2 separate regions of the Homo sapiens genome follow, and region 1 is linked to region 2. Evidence: chromatin contacts called from ENCODE Hi-C or POLR2A ChIA-PET data. All regions are on one chromosome and are shown on one strand. The core of a region is the stretch at or near the end of the contact, and the rest is flanking DNA. Distances in the headings are between cores, read along the strand shown. Region 1 holds the start of FES (FES proto-oncogene, tyrosine kinase). Region 2 holds the start of CRTC3 (CREB regulated transcription coactivator 3).

What was found. Hi-C counts contacts between places; a loop is a spot of excess contacts on that map. ChIA-PET counts read pairs that join two places held with the same protein, here RNA polymerase II (POLR2A). Pooled maps may share reads with other maps.
Region 1: a map of heart right ventricle shows a loop between it and region 2 (3-fold over the local background). The contact joins the promoter of FES here to the promoter of CRTC3 in region 2. A Hi-C loop is called at or near these places in 7 of 168 maps with a recorded cell type or tissue (ascending aorta, dorsolateral prefrontal cortex, endothelial cell of umbilical vein and 4 more), 2 of 37 single-sample maps with no recorded cell type and 24 of 50 pooled maps. POLR2A ChIA-PET finds 5 or more read pairs at or near these places in 5 of 52 experiments (BJ, GM12878, T-cell and 2 more).

Annotation. Positions count from the first base shown.
Region 1 is chr15:90,881,925-90,886,038 of GRCh38, forward strand. FES (FES proto-oncogene, tyrosine kinase) reads left to right here and starts at 2,580. Exons shown (of 19, transcript NM_002005.4): 1 at 2,580-2,620; 2 at 3,113-3,334; 3 at 3,488-3,661. The coding sequence starts at 3,122. FURIN (furin, paired basic amino acid cleaving enzyme) reads left to right here. Exons shown (of 16, transcript NM_002569.4): 16 at 1-1,533. RefSeq lists enhancers at 1,629-1,758, 3,296-3,725 and a silencer at 2,156-2,665.
Region 2 is chr15:90,528,095-90,532,244 of GRCh38, forward strand. It overlaps CRTC3 (CREB regulated transcription coactivator 3), which reads left to right and starts at 1,829. Exons shown (of 15, transcript NM_022769.5): 1 at 1,829-2,109. The coding sequence starts at 1,978. RefSeq lists silencers at 1,283-1,332, 1,433-2,182, 2,203-2,382 and an enhancer at 2,773-2,932.

The sequences.
Region 1 (4,114 bases), core at 1,330-3,829, 350 kb after region 2:
TTTTAATTCACCAAAGTATTTTTTTATCTTGGGACTGGGTTTGGACCCCAGCTGGGAGGCAAGAGGGGTGGAGACTGCTTCCCATCCTACCCTCGGGCCCACCTGGCCACCTGAGGTGGGCCCAGGACCAGCTGGGGCGTGGGGAGGGCCGTACCCCACCCTCAGCACCCCTTCCATGTGGAGAAAGGAGTGAAACCTTTAGGGCAGCTTGCCCCGGCCCCGGCCCCAGCCAGAGTTCCTGCGGAGTGAAGAGGGGCAGCCCTTGCTTGTTGGGATTCCTGACCCAGGCCGCAGCTCTTGCCCTTCCCTGTCCCTCTAAAGCAATAATGGTCCCATCCAGGCAGTCGGGGGCTGGCCTAGGAGATATCTGAGGGAGGAGGCCACCTCTCCAAGGGCTTCTGCACCCTCCACCCTGTCCCCCAGCTCTGGTGAGTCTTGGCGGCAGCAGCCATCATAGGAAGGGACCAAGGCAAGGCAGGTGCCTCCAGGTGTGCACGTGGCATGTGGCCTGTGGCCTGTGTCCCATGACCCACCCCTGTGCTCCGTGCCTCCACCACCACTGGCCACCAGGCTGGCGCAGCCAAGGCCGAAGCTCTGGCTGAACCCTGTGCTGGTGTCCTGACCACCCTCCCCTCTCTTGCACCCGCCTCTCCCGTCAGGGCCCAAGTCCCTGTTTTCTGAGCCCGGGCTGCCTGGGCTGTTGGCACTCACAGACCTGGAGCCCCTGGGTGGGTGGTGGGGAGGGGCGCTGGCCCAGCCGGCCTCTCTGGCCTCCCACCCGATGCTGCTTTCCCCTGTGGGGATCTCAGGGGCTGTTTGAGGATATATTTTCACTTTGTGATTATTTCACTTTAGATGCTGATGATTTGTTTTTGTATTTTTAATGGGGGTAGCAGCTGGACTACCCACGTTCTCACACCCACCGTCCGCCCTGCTCCTCCCTGGCTGCCCTGGCCCTGAGGTGTGGGGGCTGCAGCATGTTGCTGAGGAGTGAGGAATAGTTGAGCCCCAAGTCCTGAAGAGGCGGGCCAGCCAGGCGGGCTCAAGGAAAGGGGGTCCCAGTGGGAGGGGCAGGCTGACATCTGTGTTTCAAGTGGGGCTCGCCATGCCGGGGGTTCATAGGTCACTGGCTCTCCAAGTGCCAGAGGTGGGCAGGTGGTGGCACTGAGCCCCCCCAACACTGTGCCCTGGTGGAGAAAGCACTGACCTGTCATGCCCCCCTCAAACCTCCTCTTCTGACGTGCCTTTTGCACCCCTCCCATTAGGACAATCAGTCCCCTCCCATCTGGGAGTCCCCTTTTCTTTTCTACCCTAGCCATTCCTGGTACCCAGCCATCTGCCCAGGGGTGCCCCCTCCTCTCCCATCCCCCTGCCCTCGTGGCCAGCCCGGCTGGTTTTGTAAGATGCTGGGTTGGTGCACAGTGATTTTTTTCTTGTAATTTAAACAGGCCCAGCATTGCTGGTTCTATTTAATGGACATGAGATAATGTTAGAGGTTTTAAAGTGATTAAACGTGCAGACTATGCAAACCAGGCCCAGTCTCCAGTGTGGTACCGTTGCTCCTGCATCGCAGCTGAGGATAGGGGGCCAGTTAGGCCTACACAGTGGCCTGCCTGCCTGGATGTGGGCCCAAGTCAGAAGGCCAAAGTCCTCCAAGGGGCGGGAGGATGCGCCAGCCCCTAGTGGAGGAGCTGGTGCCCCTGGGGTGGGGCTGGTGACCCCTGGTCCTCAGGAGCTGAGCACTAAACTCCCAAAGTCCTGGTTTCCAGCAGTGTGAAGAACTGGGCCTATTGTGTCTTCCTGGGCTGAAGTGATCTGGTCGCCACAGGCTATAGGGCTGAGGCCTAAGGTGGAGGGAGGCCTGACTGAATCAAGATGACTTCTTGTGGGGAGCCTGAGTCCCAAATGGAAAACTCCACGCCTGTCCGCTCCCCAACCCCTGCCCCTTGATTTCCCCAGGTCTCCCTTGGGACAGGAAGCCCCTGCCTGGGGGTAGGAGGATGGGGACAAAACCACTAGGATCTGTATCCGAGAAGCAGTCTCTGTTCGGGATATTTACTTGGAAATTTTATTCAAATGGAAGCTGGCGCCTGAGCCTCTCCTTAGGGAATTCCGTGAGGTGGGGAGGGCTGGGACCAGGGTTCCCTCTTTCTCTTCTGCGGTGGCCCTGGCCTGGTGCTAGGACTGCGCGCCTCCCCTCAGTACCCGCGGACACCCTGGGCTTCCCTGGGCCCAGCATCTGCCTGGGGCCTCGCCCTGGGCTCCCCCTCCTGACCCCCACCTTGCGCCCCTTCCCGGTGTTCCCGGGGCGCTGCCGGGCCCTGGGGCCTGCGGGGCGCGGGCGGCTCTTGGCTGGGCCATTCTTTCCCGGCCCCCTCCTCCCTTCCGTTTCCGTGGCCGTGCGGCCGGCTAGAGGCTGCGGCCCAGCGCGGAGCAGGGGGGCTGGCAGGCGTCGGGGCGGTCGGGCCGGTCCCGCCCGCCCCTTCCCCTCCACAGGCCCGCCCCGGGGCCTGGGCCAACTGAAACCGCGGGAGGAGGAAGCGCGGAATCAGGAACTGGCCGGGGTCCGCACCGGGCCTGAGTCGGTCCGAGGCCGTCCCAGGAGCAGCTGCCCGTGCGGGTACCTCTAGCCCCGGGGCCTGGAGGAGCGGTGGGAGCTGGGGGCGCGGCAGGCAGGGGCAGAGCAGGCGTTCCGAGGGCCAGAGACCCACCCAGGTGGGGGTAGGGGCCGCGGAAGGGCGGGGATGGCCGCAGGGGCAGGGCTCAGGCTGTGGGCGCCTGAGGCTTCAGCTGGGGCAGGCTTGGCCTGTCGAGGACCTGGGCAAGGGTGTCCCTGTAAGGGGTGGTGGGTGGAAGGGCCTGGGGAGGGAGGCTCCAGGTTGGCTCCTGTTCCCGAACGTGCGGAGGAGACCCTGACGCTAAGGAAGCAATGAGGGCCAGTCCCCAGGCCAGGCTGCTGCTGGGTACCCATGGCTGCGTGTGAGCGAGGCAGGACCCCACCTCCTCCCCGTCTGCAGTCCATCCTGACCCTACAGTCCCCAGTCTCCTCGTCCCATGCCTCCGTCTCCAGCTGCTGCCTTGCCTCCAGGGATGGCCCCTTTTCTGTCCCCAGAACAGCACTATGGGCTTCTCTTCCGAGCTGTGCAGCCCCCAGGGCCACGGGGTCCTGCAGCAAATGCAGGAGGCCGAGCTTCGTCTACTGGAGGGCATGAGAAAGTGGATGGCCCAGCGGGTCAAGAGTGACAGGGAGTATGCAGGACTGCTTCACCACATGTCCCTGCAGGACAGTGGGGGCCAGAGCCGGGCCATCAGCCCTGACAGCCCCATCAGTCAGGTGGGTCTCTATGGGACTCTGGTGGGTGCTGGCTGTATCTGCCTTCTCCTTCCTCTCCTGGGGGCCCTCTGGGGCAGTGGCTGGAGATCTGGCAGGCCAATGCTTGGGAGCCATTGTGCCCCCCTCCCTGCCTCCCCCATCTGTGCTGTATAGTCCTGGGCTGAGATCACCAGCCAAACTGAGGGCCTGAGCCGCTTGCTGCGGCAGCACGCAGAGGATCTGAACTCAGGGCCCCTGAGCAAGCTGAGCCTGCTCATCCGGGAACGGCAGCAGCTTCGCAAGACCTACAGCGAGCAGTGGCAGCAGCTGCAGCAGGAGCTCACCAAGGTGAGCGGGCAGCACTGGGGCTTCGGTCATTTCTGTCTAAATTTTGAGCCTCGAAGGGGTTGTTTTGCACAAGAGGCCCTGGATTCACTGGGGAAGTGTAAGTCCCTGACCGCAGGCCTGGCTTGCTCTAACCTTGATGCAGCTTCCTCTCTTCCTTCCCCTACGTTGAGCTGGCTTGCAGCAAGGCCTCTCTGTGCTTTTTCTGTGCCTGGGCAAAGTGCTGGGAGTGTAAGGATGAGTGACCGGTCACGTGCCTGGGAGAAGCTCAGAATCGGTACTCGCCTCCACACTGTGCCATCTGGCTCTGGGTTCTGAGAGTCAGGGAGAGGAATGAGGGTCAGTCTGTTTGCCTTCGACCTAGGCAGCCTCCTCTCAGGGCCCCAGAGACTGGGCAGCAGCATGGCCCCCCGAAGGTCGAGGATTCGGGCCGTGAAGTCAGCCTGCCTAGGTTTG
Region 2 (4,150 bases), core at 579-3,078:
TCCCAGTTACTCGGGAGGCTGAGGCACAAGAATCACTTGAACTCAAGAGGCAGAGTTTGCAGTGAGCTGAGATCAGGCCACTGCACTCCAGCCTGGGTAACAGAGCAAGACTCCGTCTCAAAAACAAACCAACAACAAAAAAAAAGCATGGTAAATAACACAAAATACAACAGAAAAAAAAATCCAATTATAATTAATAAAAATAGCTAAATTCTAGCTAACAGAGATATATTTTCAGAATACATTTTCTAAAAAGTCCAGTTATAGGCTATGTCTGAGAGACAGGTGAAAAACATAATGGAATATTATCATATAAATGAATTGACACAAATATATCTCGAAAACATAATGGAGAATGAAAAAAGATGCAAAATGATTATTCAGTATGGTGTCATTTTTGTAAAGTTTAAAAACAAAATTAGGTATTCCATATAGCATTGCTGGATCTCTACATCATATGTAATAAAAGTATAAAAACACAAACTGGAATGATATGTACCAACTTGAGCACGGTGACTATCTGTGGGGCGGAAGAAGAAATGAGAGTGGGGCCGTCGTTATGACTAATTTTGTATGTCTTTAATAAATCCCAAGTACATGCAGCAAAATGTATTGATGTCTGTTTAATCTTGATAGTGGGGGGCGTGGGTAGTATTAATATTATTTTCCGTACTCTTCCGTAGGCCTCTAATATTTCCCTCTTTACAGAACACTGACACACGCTCAGGGCTCCCCGGGACATCTTTGTGCACATCAACATTTATGCTGAGAGTAGCTTCTGGACTCCAAAGAGGAAACTCCCCGGGCACTGTGGCCCACGCCTGTTATCCCAGCACTTTGGGAGGCTGAGGTGGGCAGATCGCTTGAGCCCAGGCGTTCGAGACCAGCCTGGGCAAAATAGCGAGACCCACCCCCGCCCCCCATTGCTACAAAAACATTTACAAACTAGCCGGGCGTGGTGACCCCCGCCTGTGGTCCCAGCTGGTCGGGAGGCTGAGGTGGGAGGATCTTTTGAGCCCGGGAGGTCAAGGCCGCGGTGAGTCGAGATCGCACCACTACACTCCAGACCGGGCGACAGAGAAAGACATCCATTCACTCCCCCAAAAGAAGGGGAAATTCGCTGAGGCTGAGCGCTGGTTTCCCAAGGTGGGGCTGGCACCTGCTGAAGCTGCCACAGGAGTGGAGAGGCCGTAGGGAGACTTGGAAAGAACCTGGAAAGGGGGCCGGGGCTATGGAGCCAAGGCTGCAGCAGGGCTGGATGGTGTTTGTAGTTTGTGCAGAATAGGAGGCAGTTTTTAAAGCCGAGATACAGCTCTGGTTGACTGGAGCGGGGAGGGGTGGGTGTGAGAGGTCAGGAAACCAGCGGCTGGAGGCCGGGGGCCTGGAGCGGCAGGGCTGGCGGGCAGACGTTAGGCCCCAGGCAAAATGGGCGCACCCCCTGCGGGGGCCCGAGGTGACCTGCTCGAGGTCCGGTCGCCCAGGTTCCACCTGGAGAAGAAAATCTTCGTAATTTGGCTGGGGGAGGGGGGATGCGGGCACAGGCTGTGTTCTCCACGTCGCGTAGACGCAGAGGCCATCCCTGGGTCGGAGAGTCTCCGTGGAGTGGCACCCCAGCGTTCCCCGTACGCCGGGGCCACTTTGTCGGGCTGACGGGGGTCCCTCCAGGTGGCCGCCGGCGGCGGGTCCCGAGCCAGACCGGGAAGCGGGGAGCAGCCCTCAGCCCGCGAGCGTGGGGCCGGGGCAGACTGGAGGCCGGGCGGGCCCCGCCGAGGGTGGGGCGGGGCCGGGCGCACGGGGGCGGACCTCGGCGCGCTCCCGGCCGCTCGCTGGCTCCGGGGCCGCGGCGGCTCCTCTGCCGGGTCGCGCCGGACGACTGGCTTCGGGCGGCGGCCCCGGCGGCCTGTGGACGGACGGGTGGGCCGAGGTACAGGCCCCACGGCCGCCGTCTCCCGCTTCTGCCCGCGCAGAGTCCGCGCCATGGCCGCCTCGCCGGGCTCGGGCAGCGCCAACCCGCGGAAGTTCAGTGAGAAGATCGCGCTGCACACGCAGAGACAGGCCGAGGAGACGCGGGCCTTCGAGCAGCTCATGACCGACCTCACCCTGTCGCGGGTGAGGGCCCGGGCCGGCGCGGGCGGGGGCGGCCACGGCCGCGGGCGGGACCCGCGCGGCGGGTGAGAGGTTGCGGGGCCAAGGCGATGGCGGGGCCGGGCGGGGGCCGCGCCCGGGAACCGGCGGCTGGGAGGGGGACCGGAGCGGCCGCGGCCTCGGCGTTTCCCCGCCTGGCGACACCCGCTAGCCGTTCGCGATCCCGGGCTGAGGTGGGAGGGTCGCCCGGCCCCGTGTGCGGGAAGATGGGCAGGGGTGAAGCCCGTGGAGGCGGGCGGCCGTGCGAGGGCGGCCTGAGGGGGAGGAGGACGAGGAGCCCCGAGAGGAAATCGCAAACAGCTCGGAGGCCGGCCGGGTGGCGCGGCGCGGCTTCTGGTCGCTCCGAACATCCCCCACCATCGAGCCCTGCTGTTCTGCCGGCGTGGAAGGCCGCGGGCACCCCAGGGTCCCACGCGCTCGTGGGGGGAGCTCTGTGCACAAGTCCATCCAGGGCCCGGCCCTGGGGTGGCTCGGGTTGTTGGAACCACGACGGGATTCCGTGTCGAGTGTGAGGCTCTGCTCCTTTTACTCCTTGGAGGTGCTTTATCGGGTCCAGTTTACTTTGTTCGGCCCGGGATATTTAGTGAGAACTGACAAGCGTCGCTGGTGACTGGAGAGGGACCTGGAGGAATGAGTAAGGCGCGAGCCGGGACAAACACCTGGAGAGGTTAGGTAACCGCTGAGTGAGGCAGTGGAGGATGGAGAGCCAACCGGAGTGTCCGCGCAGGGTTGCAGAGAAGGGGGGTCAGCAGGAGTGGGGCTGGCCTTGAGGATCCTGAATGCTGACCTTGGAGGACCATCGGGAGGATGGGGGAGGATCTGCAGATTCTGGGGGACTGAGGCGGGGGAGACAGTTTGAAGGAGAGCTGAGAGCAGAGTTGCAAACCAGCTGAGTTGCAGACACATTATTTTTTGGCCAGCGCAGTGTTTGGGAAAAATTATTGAATCTGTTGCCAGAATTTTTAAATTGGAAGACTTCCACACAAAATCCAAATTTCCGTATTATTTATTTATTATTATTTATATATGTTAAAAATTGGGAGACCTGGTAACACTAATTCTGAATTCCTACATGACAGCTACCGACCTGCTGGAGCTGGGTGATGATGAAAGGGAGCTGAGCTGAGCTCCCTTTCAAATGGAGTAAGAACTCTAGTTTGCCACCGTCCACTCTCTGTCACAGTCCCCCAAGGGGAGATTAGGTGACAGTTGCCATTTATACTCATGATGGTGTTTTCTTTCAGTGAAGTTAAGGAAAAAGTGAAATATTTCCTGTACTTACATTTCTGTTCACATTGAGAAAAAATATATATATAGAGAGAAAGAAGCTGAAGATTTCAAGAAAATGTTTTCTTATACCCTATCAGCTTCACTCATTTTTTACCTGCCTGGCATCCACTGGCATTTACATCTGTGACCTTGGTTAGATTCAGAGATGAACTCGATAAGCTCAGAGCACGTTGAAAAGAATGGGTGGGTGAAAGCTGAGGATTAGTGTTGGGGCCTGTGTTGTTATGTGTTTTTAAATACATACTGTACATTGTTTATGTACAAATACATGCACTGTATATGTCTGTATACCTATGGCGGATCCAATCTTTCACCCAATTCATGAATCTTCTTTAAAATATCCCTGACAGGTGAGGCCATGAGTAATGTACAGACTCTCTTTTAAAAGCAAAAATTTTTCACAGATCCTCACTGTTTACTTACTTTCAAGTAAAAAAAAAGTGTTTACTTACTTTAGAGACCCTGCTATAGCTCAGGGTCTCTTGAATTTAGCAAGCCTAATCAACTGTGGCCCATATGATAATTCAGTCACCACTTTATTCTAATTACTACAAAATTATGGTGTCATTTTGCCCTTCACCTGGTACAGGGAATCATTTACATATTAATTCTGCCCGTGTTTTCTTCTTGGCCAGTTACCAGTAAAGTAACACTGCTTGGCTCCACCGTGTTCATAAACACATCTGTAAATGATAACACTGAATTTGGCTACTAA